Linked DNA regions of Homo sapiens: region 1 is linked to region 2. Evidence: chromatin contacts called from ENCODE Hi-C or POLR2A ChIA-PET data. All regions are on one chromosome and are shown on one strand. The core of a region is the stretch at or near the end of the contact, and the rest is flanking DNA. Distances in the headings are between cores, read along the strand shown. Region 1 has its middle 37 kb from the start of LINC01987. Region 2 has its middle 120 kb from the start of LINC01987.

Region 1 (5,119 bases), core at 2,301-4,800, 80 kb before region 2:
TCTGAGGCTGGTTCTTCTCCAGCCTCACTTGTTATTTCAATTTCTTCTCTTCATTTCCCCTAATTTCACATATTTTCAGAGAGAGTCGAGGAAATGAGAAACACTGTCATCTTCAACGTGAGCTTTGATAGAGACGAGAACAGGTTTGATTTTTTGTTTTTCTGTGAAAGGCTACAGAGCGGAGGAGGGAGGATGCCTTAGCGTGCATTCCATGTGGGAGCAGCCTGGGGGCCTTGCTCTCCGATCTGGCAAAGCCCAGCCTGAGAGCTGCCCCAGTTGGCCCAGGATCCTGCGCAGACCTTTGAGGACAAATAATACATCTACCTAATGGCCGGGCAGCCACTTTTCCCCGCGCTGGCACCTTGGGGCCGCCCCACTGAAAAACCCTCCTCTGTTCCTGTTCTGGAGGTCATTCATGACCAGTCAGCACCCATCTACGTCCCCATCCATGTGTCCCTGTGCCAGGGGGGGTGGGACTGGCAGCAGAGCAAGTTGGTCCCAGCCCTGGGGTGGGCTTCTGGCAGATCAAGGGTTCAAACCCTGCAGACTGCTGCAGGTCACAGAAGCAGGGGCAGCAGTGTGAGATGAAACAGGTGGAAAGAGAAAGGTCCCAAGAACTGTTCTCCTGGTCCTGCTGTGAAGCTCTCTCGCAGGGTTGGGAAGTCAAGGTGGGTGTGATTGCCAAGTTTGTTTTCTAACTTCCCACCGTGACAGGGCAGCCGTTACAGGACCAAATGACTTTCTTCACACCACCGAGGAAAACACACATGAACACCCCCAGGCTCCCCCGTCAGTGGGGGAGTGAAATTCCCAGTCATGCTGGCATCCAGCAGGGCAGTCTGTGTTGCTGGGACTGCTTGGTTGCATTCACTCCAGCTCACATTCGGGTGACTTTGAGCTCAAGGGACCTGCAGAAATAATTGTGTGTGTCTTAAGTTGGGTCCCTGTTGGGCATCGGGTGGCGGAAGGGCAAGCACCTTGAAGAAGGGGAGGTGGGTGCACGTGTACACAAATGCACACAACAGAACAGGGACCAGAGGGGCAGAACCACATCCTGCACTCAGGATCTCCCAGGCTGATACCGAAAATATGAATCCACCCAACAGCAGGACCTTTACAAAAAAAAAAAAAAAAAAAAAAAAAAAAAAAAAACTAGGGCAGGTGACTCATGCCCTGGGGCCCAAACAACACATCCATGACACACTGCTAAGCTTGGCCTCGCTTCCCTCCTCTCCAGAGGGCTAAATCACGAGGCTCTCTGCAAAGAAAACCCTGGGCCTTGGGAGAAAGACGGCACCTTCCTCAACTCCAGGTGACCCTTGAACAACATGGGTTTGAACTGCATGGTCCACTTATGCACAGATTTCCTTCCATCTCTGCCACCTGCGAGACAGCAAGACCTACCCCTCCTCATCCTCCTCTTCAGCCTCCTCAATGTAAAGACAAGAAGGGTGAAGACCTTTATGATGATCCGCTTCCACCTAATGAGTAAATATGTTTTCTGTCCCTTATCATCTTCTTTATAACATTTTCTTTTCTCCAGCTTACTTTATCATAAGAATGCAGTAACATATAACTTACAAAATAAAATACACATAATGACATACAAAATATGTGTTCATTGACTGTTCTCAGTAAGGCTTCTGGTCAACAGCAGGCTATTCGTAGTTAAGTTTTAGGAGAGTCAAAAGTTACACATGGGTTTTTGAGTTACACAACACTGAGGGCAGTGGTGTGGGAGGCCCACGCCTTCAACACGTGGGCCTGATGTCCCTGTCCCTGCCTCAGCTCCCACTGGACACGTCTGCCGATTCTTTGACAATTGCTAAGTGTTGGGCCCTTGCCGGCCACTGTGACGGGGGTAGGGACGGGGGTAGGGACAACGAGATGGAGCCGATGCTTAGGGCACCGCCTTTCAGGAGCCTAGGGGCCCCGGGGAGAGCCCTGCACACCTTCTGTCCCCTGCAGCCAGCACACCTGGCATCACGCTCACCTTCCCCACTTAACCAGCCCCCTCCTCAGACTCCCGGGCAGTCACTGCTACCACCTGCTTCCTCACCCCGCAGGTTCAGACCCTGGAGTTGTCACTGACGCTTCCCTTGCCCTCCCCAGTGCCCAGGTCTGGGCAGCCCCAGCCCTGGTTCCCACGCTCTTCACCCCTCTCCATGCATCCGTCTTTTCCATGCCTCCTGCTGCCACCCTGGTCACACTCTCCTCTCTCTGACCTGGACTTCCAGCTGCCCTCCCTGCCATCTCTGCTCCCCCAGGCCACCCTCTGCATGGGGCAAGCCCAGTGAGGGACAATGAGCGTAAACATACGTGCCCTGGTGTTGATGATGCATAGAATTAGGAAGGGCGATGAAGATTCCTCTTCCAAGCGTGTCCCTTGAACAAGGAATTGCACCTCACCCTGGTCATGAATGTGTAGCAAGGCAATGGGTGCCAAGTCCCCTGGGATTCAGCTGCAACCCAGGCCAGCTGTGTGCCCTTGGGCAAGTCACGCCTCTCTCTGAGTCTCAGTTCCCCCTAGGACATTAAGGGGGATGAGTGTGGGGGCTTTCAGTAGCTTTGTTCAGTTTGCATCCTCTACATCTATGCCTTAGTTGTCTGCATTTTCCTGGCTCCAACCTGCTTCTAAGCGGGTATCTGGGAACAGAAAGAAAGAGGAGAGGAAGGAGGGGTCCTCACTCCTGATAAGCTGCAGTGGCAGCATCAGCCTTCAGGGCAAGGGGGCATCTGGCGGGGCAGTGGTCTCAGGAAGACATGAGGGGAAGCCCCCCCATCCGCCTGCATCCCATGGCTCCCCCGAGCTCTTGGCTCCTGGGCAGAGGGGTTTCCTGGCTGCTTTCTTGTGCCTTCCACCTTTGAGGATGAATTCTTTCTCCACCTTTAAGCACATTGACAAGATTAATGCCATAATCGGGAGGGGCTGCCATGGAGGCTCAGGGGTCTCTGAGCAATAACTCCTAATTCAGAAATTTATCTAGGGCAGCAAAGACAAGGGCACTCCCCACCAGGACCGGCCCTGCCGGGAAGGAGAGGAGCAGGTCTGCAGGCTCACCGCCCGCCGAAACATCCGCTTTGCACATGCCTAATTATAACTTGGGTTGCTACAAACGGAAATGGACTAAACCCATTAAATCTATTTTTTCTCCCGTGGTGGGAGGGAGTATGGATTTCTTAAAGATAGAGAATTTAAATTAAGCTTTAAAACTGTGACTGAGCGAGATTTAATACTGACAATTAGCCTGGACAAACAGTTAATCGTCCTGGCGGGGTAATTTATATACGTTCCATGTGCCCACGAGGCAGACAGCACACTGCACTGCAAATTAGTGCAAGGAAAGAGGCTTCGCTCCTCCTCGAGCTGCAGCCTGGGGGGGCGGGGGCTGTTTAGAGCTTCCCATCCCAGTGGCCTGACGTGGCAGGAGCAGGGTGGGCTGTCCCATTTTACGGGGTCTGCCTGGCAGACAGCCACCCAGATGTCTCAGACCCTGGTCCCTGGAATGGGAGTGGTCAGTGCAGCTGTTTCAGGGCTTGGAAAGGGAAAATCTTGCCTCTTCCTTCCAGGGAGGACATGGCGTAGTAGGCGGAGCTCAGAATTCTTGGAGGGTTTATTTTCTTTTATTTTTAAGTTTATTTTTATTTTTTATTTTTTCTCACTCTGTCTCCCAGGCTGGAGGGCAGTGGCATGATCTCAGCTCACTGCAGCCTCTGCCTCCTAGGTTCCAGCGATTCTCGTGCCTCATCCTCCCGAGTAGCTGAAACTACAGGTGCATGCCACCACACCCAGCTAATTTTTTGTGTTTTTAGTAGAGATGAGGTTTCGCTATGTTGTCCAGGCTGATCTTGAACTCCTGACCTCAAATGATCCGCCTGCCTCTGCCTCCCAAAGTGTTGGGATTACAGGCGTGAGCCACCATGCCTGGCCTTATTTATATTTTTAATTTTTCTGGGTACGTGGTTGGTGTGCATATTTGTGGGGTACATGAGATGTTTGATACAGGCATGCAATAGGAAATACACACGCCATGGAGAGTGGGGTATCCATCCCCTCAAGCATTTATCTTTTGAGTGACAAACAATCCAATGACACTCTTTAAGTTATTTTAAAATGTACAATTAAGTTATTGTTGGCTATAGTCACCCTATTGTGCTATCAAATAGTAGGTCTTATTCAATTTTTCTTTTTTCTTTTTTGGCACCCATTCTGGCTGCTCTGGCCCTGGAGACCTGAGTGGGCTGAGCACTCACTTCTCCACTCTGAATGTCAGTCTCCTTGTCTGTAAAATGGGCTGAATGAGCTTGGTGCTCACTTCTCCACTCTGAATGTCAGTCTCCTTGTCTGTAAAATGGGCTGAATGAGCTTGGTGCTCACTTCTCCACTCTGAATGTCAGTCTCCTTGTCTGTAAAATGGGCTGAATGAGCTTGGTGCTCACTTCTCCACTCTGAATGTCAGTCTCCTTGTCTGTAAAATGGGCTGAATGAGCTTGGTGCTCACTTCTCCACTCTGAATCTCAGTCTCCTTTTCTGCAAAATGGGAAGCACTTGCTCATCAGAGTTCTTGGGATGGGTTGGACGCCAGGTGGAAGCGTCTATCTCAGAGCCTCAATGGATCCTGTTTGCTCATCACCTGGTTCCTCCTAAATGGAGAGCTCCCTTATGCTCTCAGAAGCCCCATGTGCCTGGTCCTCAGAGAGTGCCCATGAATGGGGGCTAAACAACTGACTTTCAGTGTTTATAATAGCTGCTGTATGCTTCCCAGACAACAGCCTTCTCTACCTGGAATAGATGCGTCCATTCGTGGCAATGTGGCATTGATTTTTTTTTTTTAAATACCACATTAGCAAGACTTCTAAAGAAAAGATCCCTGGCTTCCTCACATGGAACGGGGTCCAAGCCACAGCCATTTTTACCTCACGCCTCTCAAGGCTACACGATTCCCCTCCTAAGAACTTCAAATGCCTTTTTGTCCATATCACTCAGATTTGCAGATTTACTCTCCACATCCAACAGTTTTCCAGCTGCAATGATTTCTGTGGGTGGATGGGTGGGTGGGAGGGTGGAAAGGTGAGGGGAATTGATCTATACCCTTCCAGGGCTGCATTGATAGCAAAA
Region 2 (4,992 bases), core at 937-3,436:
TGAAGTCACATATGTGAGCCTCTACAGGCAATCGGTCCTACACCGCTAGAAGTGAAGTCCTGGTCAAGTTGCTGAGACGAAGATGAAATAATGTTGGACCTTGGAGCTAGCCAACTTCCGCCAAGTCATTAGGCGGGTTCATTTGGATTCTTAGGGTCTGAAAGCAGAACCTGTGGGAACACCAACATCACCACCACACCCACAGCCACACCCATCTACACCCCCGAGCAGTTTATCAATCAAGGGGAACTTAGTGAACAGCTGCTGCTGTGCCTGGCCCTCTGCCGAGTGCTGCAGGGGGTAGGAATATGGAGAATGGGTGACCGCCCTCCTTCTGGAAACACTGACGTGCTTGCTAATCTCTGTGGTCTGTGATGGTCGCTAGGGAAGCAGAAGACCGCCTGCCTGACTGAAGTCATCAGGGAAGGTATCAGAGGCCAGGTGGGGAGTAGATGAATGAGATCAGGCAGAAGGAAGGTAATGGAAGGCCCCAGGAGGAAAGGGTCCACTTGAGGAAACCCTCAGCGTCCACTGGGGCCAATGCAGATGCCTGCTCACATGAAGTCCGGGGGCACCAGGAAACGGCTCGTGGAACAACTCTGAGGTCAGGGGTTATTCCTGTTTAACAGATGGGAAAACTGAGGTCTAGGGGTAAATGCCCAGCCTAAGAGCACTCCTCTCTTCCGGATGACATTAACCCCGGAGCCTCCTGATGGACCTGGCCATTCAAGAAGGTGCACTCTTCCTCTTTGACTCATGATACGGGGCCATCCCATCAGTCACCACGCCTGAACATCAGAACAATTTCTAGAGCAGAGCACACGAACCTTCCCTCCCTCAGCAGCACCTCCTAGACCTCAAGAGCCCTGACTGCTGAGACATGCATCCCTTCGGGGGCCTGACATCTCCTCCACTGCGATTTGAACCACCAGAGGATCAGTCAAGCTCTGGAAACGAGACCCAGGGAAAAGGAAATCTCAAATTGAACACGAGACCACAGAAGGTGTCCACATTCTCTAAAGCCCAGAAACCCAGCAGGACCCAGGAGGCTTCCTGGATTTCAGAGTGGGGTTTGCAAGCCCGCCTTATTTGGGGATAAACTGAACATCACGCTAATTCCTCATTAGCCCTTTCCAGCTGTAAGCATGGGGCTGGTGCAGGAGGGATCTCCCATTTCCCCCGATTGGGACCACAGAAAAAGGATGGAAAGTAACTTAACAAGCTTTTTGGATGTCAAATTGCTGTTACAAAACAACGTTTTTAGGAGTTAAGCAATTAATCCAAACACACATGGATTCAATTTCCTTGAAACCCAAATGGCTTAAAAAACCAAGGGAGAAAAATGCTCAGGGACAAATCCCTTCTGAGTTTGTGAACCCCAAGCCTGTGGAAAGAAAACAACAGAACTGCGGTGCTGCCCCCCTTAACACACTGGAAGCTCCCTTCTCGGTGGAGGGAGGATGGGGCAGGCGCCCAGGCCCCACAGTCACGTGGACTGGGGGCCCAGAGGACGTGGACAAGGGAAGGAAGCAATATGCTTCTCCTCTGCTCAGTGCTCTTTCTCTTCTGGTTTTCTATAAGGCAAGGGAAGAGGTTTCAAGGCAAATATTCGCTTTTCCCCTGCAACGCTTTATAACTTGGCCTTAGATACTCACTTGGAAGAAAAAGCTTTAATAGAATCCTGTTGGGGCCTTTTTATGACCTCCCCAAACAAAGGAAATCAAACACAAGACAATGTTTATATCCAACTTCTAGGGTCAAATGGGAAAGCAATCAGCTCAAAGTGCAGAAACATTGAGGGCTGCATCCTCTCTCTGGTGCCACTCACTCTGGGGCACAGATCGGGGACCCGCCAGGCTCAGCCACCCTCTGGTGTGCATCCTTGGGCAAACCACATCCCCGAAACTCCGGTCCCATCTGGAAGCTTGGGGAAGAGCAGTTGAAATAACATTGAGTTCAGAAAGCTAAATGCATGTTGTTAAATCAAGTTTAGCCTAAAGCTGCCTCCTTACATATTTTAAGTTCGGCCTAAAGGTTTTTCTGTACATCGTGAACTATCGATGTAACAAGCGGAGGCATCAACAGACTGTAGCCTGCACTTGTGCCAGTCACTGAGTTTTGGCCAATCAAAGGGGGCCGACTGAACGGTGTTCAAATAAGGCAAACACCAACCTGTAACCAATCCAGCTGTTTCTGTACCTCACTTTCGCTTTCTGTAGTCGATTTCCTCTTTCTGTCCATAAATCTTACTCCACCACGTGGCTGCCCTGGAGTCTCTGAGCCCACTCTGGCTCGGGAGGCTGCCTGATTCACGAATTGTTCATTGCTCAGTTCAACTCCTTTCAATTTAATTCGGCTGAAGTTTTTCTTTTATCAGAGTGAAAATATTATATATTTTTTAAACTTGTTAAGCACCGTGCAACTGTTTGTCCTTGTCACTTGCTGAGGGGGTGTGGCCTGAGCGCTGACAGCCCCCCAGTGATGACAGCCTTATTGTTTTATTTTTACTCTTCACAACATGGCCCCTCTTCCTTCCTCACCCCCTTCCAACTTCTTTTGCTCCTATGGAGGTTCCAGCTTCACAGTGGAGAAGAACAGGACCCACGGTCTGACTGCAGGCCTGCTGCCATGTTTTTCACAGAATTAAATCCACCAGGAACTCTCTCCTTCTCAATATCTGACCTGCCCACAGTCCTTAATCCTCTTGCAGTCCGTAACAGATCAGGAGAAGGTCAGGGGTGTTGTCTGAACCCTGGGAGGGAACCCGTTCAAAGACAGCAGAGGGGCCCCTGAGGAGCTCCCACCCCAGCATCCACCTCCCCGTGGGGCCAATGTCTGATCTCCCTACCTCCCGTTCCACTCGTGGGGCCAATGTCTGATCTCCCTCCCTCCCGTTCCACCCGTGGGGCCAGTGTCTGATCTCTCTCCCTCCCGTTCCACCCGTGGGGTCACTGTCTGATCTCCCTCGCTCCCGTTCCACCCGTGGGGCCAGTGTCTGATCTCCCTCCCTCCCGTTCCACCCGTGGGGCCAATATCTGATCTCTCTCCCTCCCGTTCCACCCGTGGGGTCACTGTCTGATCTCCCTCCCTCCCATTCCATCTGCCATGGGTGATTCCCTCACTGTGGGACAATTCTCACCAGCATGACAGCACATGCCACTTCTCCTGTCCCCAAAAACCAAACTAAACCCTTTTGCCCTGTTTTTCCCTCGAGCAATCACTCCACATCTCCCCTTTCCTTGGCAGCAAAACTTCTCAAAAGAGCTGTGCACCCTTGCCATCTCCATTCCTCTCCTCTCATTCTCTCCCAGCATCCAGCCTGGGCATGGACCCCATCACCCCATGGAAGCTCCCGTTGTGCAGGTCACCAGAAATGCCATGCCTAGGGATCACCCCCAAAGAACTGAAAACAGAGACTCGAAAGGAGACACGGCCACACATGTTCATAGCATCATTACTCACAGCAGCACAAAGCTAGAAACAGCCCAACGGCCGTCAACAGATGGATGGGTGAATGCAGTGTGGTCTATCCATACAGTGGAATGCCATTCGCCTTAAAAAGAAACAAAATCGCCAAAAGAGTAGATTGTAAGTGTTCTTACCACAGAAAAATGATAGTTTATGAGGTAATTCATGTGTTAATTTGTTCAATGTAGTCACTGCACTATGCATACATATTTCAAAACCACATTGTACAGCATAAATATATATCTATAAAATTTTGTCAATTTTTTTTAACAATTAAATTCAAATGTAGAACAAAAAGAAGTGAAGTACCAACATGTGCTACAACGTGCATGAACCTGGAAGACACGACGCTGGGTGAAAGGAGCCAGGCACAAAACACTACATTGTGTGATTCCACGGATATGAAACACTCAGATTAGGCAAACCCCTAGAGGCAGAAGGCAGATGAGGGGTTGCCGGGGGCTGAAGGCGGGGAGACGGGGAGTGACTGCTGACAGGTGTGGAGCCCCCTTTGGAGGAAGGAAAATGTTCTGGAACACAACAGTGCTGATGATCTCACGGCATTAGGAAGGTGCTTACGGCCATGGAAATGTGCGTTTAAAAATGGTTACTATGGTAAGTTTTATGTTATGTGTATTTGATAGTTAAAAGAAAAGATCACCAGTGGCCTCCACGTGGTATGTCCAGTGGTTGGTTCTCGGTAGTCATATGACTTGGTCCTTCTGCGGTGTGGATACAGCTGCCCATCTTCCCTTTCCCTTGAGAATTCTCTTCCCTTAGCCCACAGGACCCCACTTTGCCTGGATCTCCTCCTGCCCGCCTGGCTGCTCCTTCTCGGTCTCCTTCGCTGGAGCCCTAGTCTCCTCACACTCTGACCCCACGAGCCACCCGAGGCTTGGACGACTTTTTTCTGTATCCACCTTCACTCTCCCTGGGACTTCATTGAGTCTTGTGGCTTTGAATACCACATAGATGCCCACAAGTCCTATATTGGCTATCTCCAGCATGGTCTCTCCTCCGAATTCCAGACTTACACATCCCACTGTGTCCTCAGCCCCTTCACTCAGACAGACGTTGAATGAGCCTGATATACCCAAACTCAGCTTCCCACTACTCCACATCCCGAATCTTCCCATCTCAGTTGACAGCAGCTCCCGCCCTCCAACTGCCTGGACTTGCCCTTGACTCCTCCAAGACTCTTGCACCCCCCATCCACCCGCCAGCACATGCTGCCAACTCCACCTTGGAAAGTGCCCAGTGTCCAGCCGCTCCCACCTCTGCCATCTCCAACACTCTGGAGCAGCCACCATCACCTTTCACCTCCTACGAGTCTCCTTGCACCTCCCCCATCCCCATGCCCCCATAGACTGTTCTGTACTATCACAGCTAGCATTTTAACATGCGAATCAGATGTCACTCTCCGGCCTTAATGCACTTGGAGAGGAAGCCAAGGCCTCATCCAGACTTGCCTGTTCACGAAGCCTGCATCCTCCTCGGCTGCTCTGGCCTGAGCTCACCTCTCCG

The links. A loop is a pair of places that touch in the nucleus more often than their neighbours do. ChIA-PET counts read pairs that join two places held with the same protein, here RNA polymerase II (POLR2A). Pooled maps may share reads with other maps.
Region 1: a map of naive thymus-derived CD4-positive, alpha-beta T cell shows a loop between it and region 2 (2.6-fold over the local background). The contact joins two enhancer-like sites. A Hi-C loop is called at or near these places in 6 of 168 maps with a recorded cell type or tissue (aorta, cardiac septum, heart left ventricle and 3 more) and 2 of 50 pooled maps. POLR2A ChIA-PET finds 5 or more read pairs at or near these places in 1 of 52 experiments (naive thymus-derived CD4-positive, alpha-beta T cell).

What each region holds. Positions count from the first base shown.
Region 1 is chr17:77,688,747-77,693,865 of GRCh38, reverse strand. No RefSeq gene overlaps it. Among named protein-coding and RNA genes, the nearest start is that of LINC01987, 37 kb to the left of the region's middle. RefSeq lists enhancers at 1,540-2,418, 2,419-3,298. Within about 2 kb of position 3,550, at least 4 of the 41 ENCODE cell types and tissues checked have a DNase peak (open chromatin) inside an H3K27ac peak, as active enhancers do.
Region 2 is chr17:77,607,570-77,612,561 of GRCh38, reverse strand. No RefSeq gene overlaps it. Among named protein-coding and RNA genes, the nearest start is that of LINC01987, 120 kb to the left of the region's middle. Within about 2 kb of position 2,186, at least 9 of the 41 ENCODE cell types and tissues checked have a DNase peak (open chromatin) inside an H3K27ac peak, as active enhancers do.